Regions from separate parts of the Homo sapiens genome. Here regions 2 and 3 are each linked to region 1. The links are chromatin contacts, found by Hi-C or POLR2A ChIA-PET in ENCODE. All regions are on one chromosome and are shown on one strand. Each heading gives the region's core, a stretch centred on a gene start or an enhancer-like site at or near the end of the contact. The rest is flanking DNA. Distances are from core to core; before and after follow the strand shown. Region 1 has its middle 22 kb from the start of LINC02644. Region 2 overlaps ZNF438 (zinc finger protein 438). Region 3 overlaps ZNF438 (zinc finger protein 438).

Region 1 (2,734 bases), core at 194-2,693:
ATCCTCCCACCTCAGCCTCCCAAAATGCTGGGACTACAGGTGTGGGCCACTGTACCTGGCCACATTCTAGCAAATTCTTGTCTTTGGGATGCCCTGGGAGTGGCACGCTGGGTGGAGATTTCGGCAATAGCAGGAGCTGTGGGCAAACCTCACTTGTCATCTACTCTGTGCCACCCAGTCACCTGCAAATGCTCACCAAGTTTCCTCCAATTAATTAATAGACGTAGGGAAGAGGTAGCTCCCTCCTCAATTCTCTATTATTTTATTTCATGTTACAACAAAGCTCTCCAGAGTACAGAGATTCTCCCATCACTAAAATGAACACACTTTCATAGATCTTGAAGTGCCTTTTTGTGCACTTATTTCTAGGCCACTGACCAAGACGGCAGATGGGGAGAGCACAGAAAGATAGGAGGTCTTGTGCGGGCTTGGGATTTCAGAATTTGTGCTGTCCCCAAGAACACAGGTAATTTAGAAAAAGGTAGAGCTGAGGGCTGGGTGTGGTAGCTTATGCCTGTAATCCCAGCAGTTTGGGAGGCCGAGGCAGGTGAATCACCTGAGGTCAGGAGTTCAAGACCAGCCTGGCCAACATAGTGAAACCCCGTCTCTACTAAAAATACAAAAATTAGCCAGATGTGGTGGCGGGCACCTGTAATCCCAGCTACTCGGGTGGCTAAGGCAGGAGAATCACTTAAACCCAGGAGGTAGAGGTTGCAGTGAGCCAAGATAGCACCATTGCATTCCAGCCTGGGCGACAAGAATGAGACTCTGTCTCAAAAAAATAAGTTAATTAATTAAAAATTTAAAAAAAGAAAGAAAAAGAAATAAAACAAAAGGTAGAGAAGATATGCGTGCTGCGGAGGGAGTAGCCCTGGAATAATATGCACGATCTTTCATCCCTCCAGACCCATCTTCGGTTGTGAATCTGGCCTGGGATGCAGCCACCTCTTAGAGCAACCCCCGCTGCTGCTTGTGCCCTGCTGTGCTACTGCCTCAGTCACTTCCTGCTTGGTCAAGACCACAGCTGCTGATGTCACAGCTGAGGCACATCAAAAAGGCTGCCTGATTCAAAGAAAGCTGCCGGATAAATCATAGAGCACAGACACTTCTACCTCATGCTCTTATGGGACTTTAGGAACCAAACATAAGCACCTATGGAAAATGCACGGTGGTCTTGAAAGGCTGTGTGGTCTTTATCAGAAAATATCTGAATGACTGTCTCTTATGTCAGTCCTACTCTGCAGGCTTGCTAAGATGATAATTGAAAGGGCTTTTGGTTTCTGCTTTAGAATCTGTCACTTATGTTTTGAAGCGTTGTGAGCAAGCGATGCAGCAGATTGCAGGGTGAGGGGGATGAACCTGGGCCAGAAGCCAGATGTGTTTCTCCACGCACTGCCCTGACCTACAGCCGGAACTGGGCTCAGTGGTTTCAGCCTCATTTGCTAAGAAGGGCTGGGTGCGTAATCTTGGCTGCACCTTAAAATCCCTGGGAGCTTTTAAGACATATTGACACATAAACTGTAACTCACATGAAACGAAAACACATCTCTGGGGCTGGGCTGAGCAAATGCCTTTTTTTTAAAGGCCCCTCAGGTGATTCTGTCTCAGAGATGTTGAAAACCAGTGGGTTAGGAGCTCAGTCATCTACTTTCAGATCTGTGATTATGCCACTATTAAATACAGTTGGCTATCACATAGATTTTTATGCTTTAGCTTGTTTTTTTTTCTCTGCTATACCAAATAAAATCTTTTGAGCTGTTGTAGTTCCAGTCCTTAAAACAACAGTTGTTACCATACTGAGGTTAAACATTAGTGCATTTGCTTAACAAGGACATTAAAACTTCTTACCACACTGACATAATTTTAATGATTTCTATAATAATTAATAAGAAAATCAATAATTGGATTTTAAAGCAGGAAACTAGGCAGGAAAGTTGAAATTCATATACCAGTTCAATGGAAAACATTAAAATGTAGTTGTGTGATGCCCAATATTCTATGCTGTTTGTTGGTTCATTGGTTTCTCATCTATTGTAACAGCACCCATAGTTAAAAAGCACTACTTTTTTTGGTCTGATAGTTAAAAAGACAACAACAATCCTTTGCATGTAAGAATTTTTTTCTCATAATCACAATTTTAGAGTTTGCACATATTCTATTCAATTTCAAAAATAACTTTAAAGAGTCTAGTACCTGCAGGGAATATTACAATTGCAATCATTGTTTTAATACCATCTCCTCTCCCTCTTCCCTTCCCAAAAGGTATAAAGACATAAACATCATCTGCTGCCAAATAAATCCTGGAATTCGAGGGCGATGCTGGGAAGGTATGAAATTAGAGGGAGGCATGTTGCTTTTGCACTTTCAGATCAATGGCTGAATTCCAGACCCGGGGAAGCCTTTCAGATCCGCATGTAATTTGTTTAAACAATTGCTGTTCATCTGCCACAGCAGCACTTGGAATGCCGCAGGGAGGAACTTGCAGCATTTCTTGCTCACTTCAAGAAATCAACTATAACAAACCTCTTCTGGAAGACGACAGCATCCATATTTCTATAATAGTTAGATAAAAGTTAAAGAACTGTTCCTTTTGTGAATATTCACAGTCCACTGCATATAATCGTTTATGAAAACTGAACCCTATAAAGAGCGAGAGTAGAGGACTGTGGTGAGAACAGAGGGATCGAAGGGAATCAGCTCGCTCAGGGAGCCGTCCCAAGGTGGGGGCAGTAGT
Region 2 (2,700 bases), core at 149-2,648, 280 kb before region 1:
TTTGTAAATTTTAATTGGTAGAATGTCACATCTTTTGTGGATTCAGTTGTAAAATATGTTTCCCCCAATTTTGATTGGTAATATATTGCAGTTTTGGGCACAGCTGTGAATTATATGTGAACCACAGCCAAGTCCAAGTTTATTTCTGTTTCACCATTTTTTAAATTTAGTAAGAACATTGTTCTTTCTATGATGCTGTACTCAACCAAGGTTTGTAATTGTGTTATCACTGTAAAAACAAATAGAATTGACCCTTATTATTCACAGATTTTGTTTTCATGAATTCGTCTGCTTACTACAGATTGAGCATCTCTGATCTAAAATCAGAAATGCTCTAAAATCCTAAACTTTTTGAGTGCCAACATGATGCTCAACACAATCCTCAAGGGTCATGCGCAAATGAAATACTCATGGGAGCATTTTGGATTTCAGATTTTTGGATTAGGGATACTCAATAAGTATATAATGCAAATGTTTCAAAATTTTTAAAAACTCTGAATTCAAAACACTTCCGACCCCAAACATTTCAGGGTAAGGGATACTGAACCTATAAAATTTATTTGTAACTGCAAAATCAATACTCATGACACTAGGCATTCAACTGAGTGCATGACTGCAAATGGTACAGAATGGTGAAAAATTTGGATTGCTCAACACATTCCTAGTTGACAAGCTGATTTCCTTCAGCTCTCATACGGTAAACAAGTCTCCTTTTTGTGGTTTATATAGTGCCATGATTTTTGCTTTTTTAGGCTTATGATTTCTGTGTTTAAAATGACTACCCAGTGTGGAACTGAAGTGCTGTATATTGCGCCTAAGTGCAAGAAGGCTGTGATGTGCCTTAAGGAGAAAATGCATGTGATAGATAAACTTATAGTGCTGTTGGCTATGAGTTCAGTGTTAGTGACTCAACAGTGAACAGCCATACATTGCTTAACAACAGGGTTAAATTCTGAGAAATGTATCATTAGGTGATTTTGTCATTGTGAAAGTATCATAGAGTGTACTGATATGAATCTATAGCTTACTATACACGTAGGCTATTTGGTATAGCCTCTTGTTCCTGGGCTACAAACCTGTACAGTGTGTTACTATACTGAATTCGTAGGCAATTGTAACACAATAGTAAATATTTATTTATCTAAACATAGAAAATGTACAGTGAAAATATAGCTTGATAATCTTATGGGACCACCTCCATCATATATGCAGTCTGTTGTTGACTGACACATCATGCAGTGGATGACTATATATTAATAAGGTATCTTGAAACAGAAATATACATAAAATGAGGTTATGTTTGATCAGCTAATTAAAATGTAATCAGAGGCTCTCAGGAGCTCTCAGGAACCCAACCCTGAATTTCCCTTATGAGTAAACAGTTTGGTATTCCCTAATTCAGTGTTCATGGTGACTTCATAGAACTTAACTACTGTGAATAAGGAGAACCAACGGTAATTTTGTCTTTGTTGTTGAACTTCTAAACTGATTTTTAAGTAGCAATTAAAGCAATGTCAAGTGTTTCATATTCTACAGAATGAACTTCCAAAAGCTTTACTTTGGTTTCATGAATTAGATGAAATCATCAAACCATTATTGGAATTAACTGATTTTTCTGGTTGGTACATCTCCTGATGCTGACAGAAAGCTGGCAACATTTAACTGTGAGTTTTTCTGTTAATGGAGCCAACCAGTTTTCACTTTACTTTGATGATGTAAAAGAGACGCTTTAGAATCAGAACTAAGTGCATTTTTTTAAAAAGTCATTGGATCTAGATGAAAAGTCATGCTTTAGAGAATAATACGTAAAACACTTTCTCTGTCCTGTCTGCTTTCATTAAATCCGTGTCTTTAAGCTAGCCATGAGCAGGGAGCAGTATTCAGTATTTCTTCTACCTTCATTCAAGACTGGAGGAGTTAGCTGTCCCTACCTGCTCCTGCCTAGGTATACTTTTTCTGCATGGTGCCTGGGTGCTGTCTTTAAGAATGAAGTATCAGTTACAGTACATTTAGTACATTTAGAAATGGGTTACTGCTAGGTGTCTTAAAGATTTAAGCAAGTTGCGAAATTGACAACTGGCTTCATTGCACATGCATCTCACACATGGCTCAATGAGATTATGGCAGAGCCTAAAAGTACAAGTAAGTCTTAGCATATTTTAATGCTATCATTAAAAAAAATCATTAGAAAATGAAAAATCCAGGACAAATGGTAAATTTGTGGGACACTGGGACAATGGCCGTAAATTGGGACTGTCTCAGGCAAACTGACACACTTTACTAGACATGTGTCCTTTTAAAAATCTTCAAATCCCAAACTCTTGATTACTGTTTTCCTGTCAAAAAGGCTGCGCCCTGAATATGAATCACTTGTTTGTGACTGTTTACTAATTTCCACAGTATTATGCACATGGAAAAGAATGTGAAGCATTCTTCTTAGCCAGTTTTATTCATTGTGGCATTTCTTTTTTTCTGGAACATTTTCTATTTATCTTAAAACTTTTATTAAATTTTGCATGCTTTCATTTTTAAACTAAAGACATGTAATCAACTATGGAATTATTTTCTTCTACATTAGTTCTTTTATTATCTTAATAAAAATATACAGTAATTAAAAATGAAACTTGAAAAGAAGGCACCTTTTACATATATTTGATGAAAATGGATTATCTGAATATGATTATAATAATACTTTGTATT
Region 3 (2,700 bases), core at 70-2,569, 300 kb before region 1:
CCAGGAAATGAGGATGTAGACCAGATATATATTTCACAATATCATACCATGTAATATAGGGTAGACAGAGATTCCAGGGAATAAGGGATGGACATCCTTTGAGGGAGGCAATATTCTGTGTACCACAATCTGTTAATAAGCTGAAGAGATTTAGGCTCAGAGAGATTAAGTAAGTTGTCCAAGGTCACAACATAATAAATGAAAGAGCTGATATTTTAACCCAGATCTGTTATTTATCATATATGCATATCTTTCACAATAACATGATCTTTCCCACAAATACCATTTGATCCTACTTAGGAAAAGTAAATAGGATGATGAGCATTGTTCAAATAGTAAATACCTATTTTTTTATTGTATATATTTAACGTATATGATGTTTTGATGTATACACACAGTGAAGTGGATACTACAGTCAAGCAAATTAACATCAGTCATCTCACATAGTTACTCTTTTTAGTGGCAGGAAAATCTCTTTTAGCAAAAATCTCAAATACAGTACAGTATTAACCATAGTCCTCATGTCATACATTAGACATCGAGACCCCTTTATCCTGCGTATCTGCAGCTTTGTATCCTTTGACCTACATCTTCACATTTTCTCCCCCGTCCACCCCTGTTTACCATCATTTTGTTCTCTAAGTATTCAACTTTCTTTTTCTTTTCTTTTTTTAAGATTCCACATATAAGTGAAATCATGCATTTTCTGTGTCTTGCCTATTTCACTCTGCATAATGTCTTCCACATTCATCCATGTGGTAGCAAATGGCAGGATCTCCTTTTTAAAGCTGAATAATATTCCATTTACGTACGTGCATGTACATATATATATACACACACACATATGTACACACACATAACTCACAGTTCATTCATCTGTTGACAGACACTTTGGTTGTTTCAATATCTTGGCTATTATTGTTTCTAAATCTTGGCTCATGCTACAGTGAACATGGGAGTGCAAGTATCTTTATGAGATGGTGATTTCATTTCCTTTGGATATCTACCCACTGGAGGAATTGCTGAGTCATATGGTAGTTGTATTTTTAATTTCCTTAGGAACCTCTGTATGGTTTTTCACAGTGGCCGCACTGATCTGCATTCCCACCAACAGTGTATGAGGTTTCTCTTTTTCACACCATCACCAACACTTGTTATCTCTGGTAACTTATTAAAGTAATAATCACATTTGCTTAATAATATCAAGAAATAGGCTATGTTATTATGAAACAGTTAAAAGCATATAGGAAGTTTATTTATTGATGTGGGAAAAGTATTTATGACTCATCATGACTTCCAGCCCCCTCCCCCACATTTCTACTTATCACTTCCTTTCTGTTACCAGTTCCTTCCTTATCCAGCCTAGATGCTTTGATTCAAATTATTTTCCGGCAAATTCTTTCAATTCCTTTGTACCTCTTTGGTCTCTCCAATCTCAGAACTGGATGAGCTCAACTACCTGCCAGTTTTTTCACTTTAATGATACGCTCAGCAGCCTTAAAATTGTCCAGCAGTCTTCCGACGTGTCTATTATCTCACTCCCTCACTCCTCACAGCATACTGCCTTCATTCTTCTCAAACCTTTTAACCCCCTATCAGTGTTATTTGATGTCTTAGCAGTTTTCCATGCAGTTGACCACAATTGACCATTGCTTCCTTTTGGAAACACTTGTCTCTTGGCCTTTGAGACAAACCCTTCCCTGGTTTTCCTTCTCCCATTCTAGTTGACCATTTTCTGTCTTCTGTGTTACCTGACATCTAAAAGAGGAAAGGTTTAGTTCTCTTGTTTTTCATCTTGTACTTTTGGTTAAATATAATCTTTTTGTGTAAGTCTTATTATCTCTAGCCCAGAGTTTGTCATCTTCAGCACTATTGACATTTTGGGCTGGAAAATTTTTTCAGTGTCAGGGGATGTCTTGTGGATTGTAGGATGCTTAGCAGCATCTCTGGCCTCTATGCTCTAACTGCCAATAGAGTTCCCTCTACCCTTATTGTGACAATCAAAATGTCTCCAGATATTGCCAGATGTCTCCTGGGTGCATAAAATCACCCCCCATTGAGAAGTACTTATGTAGCCTGAAGTTCTCTTCTGAGGATCTGGGGATAACACCTTTCTGACATCTCCACTTGAATGTCTCCTAGGCATTGCAAATTTAATGTGACCAAAATGGACTCTTGTTTTTTCTTCCATATATGCTCTCCCCCCAGATTTTCAGATTTTAGATTATTTATGATCTTGCATTGGAGGTACCAATAAAAGCCATTGGAGGCTTTTATTTGGAGTAAACTAGGGAGCCACCAGAGAGTTTTGGGCCAAGAAATGACATGATCTCACGTAGATCAGCTCTTTCTTGAGCATAGACTATGACTTGGAAGACTGAAAGCAGGAAGACCAGTTAAGAGGCTACTGTGGTAATCACAGTGAAAAATGGTAGTAGCTTGTATAAGGATGGTAGTAGGGCATATGATAAGGAGTGGCATCTTTAGTTTAGTGCTTAAACACAAATAGCCCTGAGAAGAATGCACTTGTACCTTCATGAGGTTAGTATCAGAGTATGCTTTGTTTTTCAGATGTTTTCTAAGAACTTGCAGGGAACAGGTTTTGGTGGGTCAGAATGAGAAGACAGTAGCCAAGTTCCTGGGTTCCTCCAAGCCAGAACTTCCTGGGATGTTACTTGAAGGGATTCAGGCCAGAACAGG

The links. Hi-C counts contacts between places; a loop is a spot of excess contacts on that map. ChIA-PET counts read pairs that join two places held with the same protein, here RNA polymerase II (POLR2A). Pooled maps may share reads with other maps.
Region 2: a loop to region 1 is called in a pooled map, with 14 times the contacts of the local background. The contact joins two enhancer-like sites. A Hi-C loop is called at or near these places in 8 of 50 pooled maps. POLR2A ChIA-PET finds 5 or more read pairs at or near these places in 3 of 52 experiments (activated CD4-positive, alpha-beta memory T cell, activated CD8-positive, alpha-beta memory T cell and activated T-cell).
Region 3: a loop to region 1 is called in a pooled map, with 4 times the contacts of the local background. The contact joins two enhancer-like sites. A Hi-C loop is called at or near these places in 1 of 37 single-sample maps with no recorded cell type and 6 of 50 pooled maps. POLR2A ChIA-PET finds 5 or more read pairs at or near these places in 2 of 52 experiments (activated CD8-positive, alpha-beta memory T cell and activated T-cell).

The regions. Positions count from the first base shown.
Region 1 is chr10:30,700,265-30,702,998 of GRCh38, reverse strand. It overlaps the pseudogene SVIL2P. Among named protein-coding and RNA genes, the nearest start is that of LINC02644, 22 kb to the left of the region's middle. RefSeq lists enhancers at 870-919, 940-1,079. Within about 2 kb of position 1,443, at least 12 of the 41 ENCODE cell types and tissues checked have a DNase peak (open chromatin) inside an H3K27ac peak, as active enhancers do.
Region 2 is chr10:30,984,434-30,987,133 of GRCh38, reverse strand. The region is part of intron 1 of ZNF438 (zinc finger protein 438); the gene reads left to right. Among named protein-coding and RNA genes, the nearest start is that of ZNF438, 46 kb to the left of the region's middle. Within about 2 kb of position 1,398, at least 7 of the 41 ENCODE cell types and tissues checked have a DNase peak (open chromatin) inside an H3K27ac peak, as active enhancers do.
Region 3 is chr10:31,003,415-31,006,114 of GRCh38, reverse strand. All of the region lies in intron 1 of ZNF438 (zinc finger protein 438), which reads left to right. Among named protein-coding and RNA genes, the nearest start is that of ZNF438, 27 kb to the left of the region's middle. Within about 2 kb of position 1,319, at least 5 of the 41 ENCODE cell types and tissues checked have a DNase peak (open chromatin) inside an H3K27ac peak, as active enhancers do.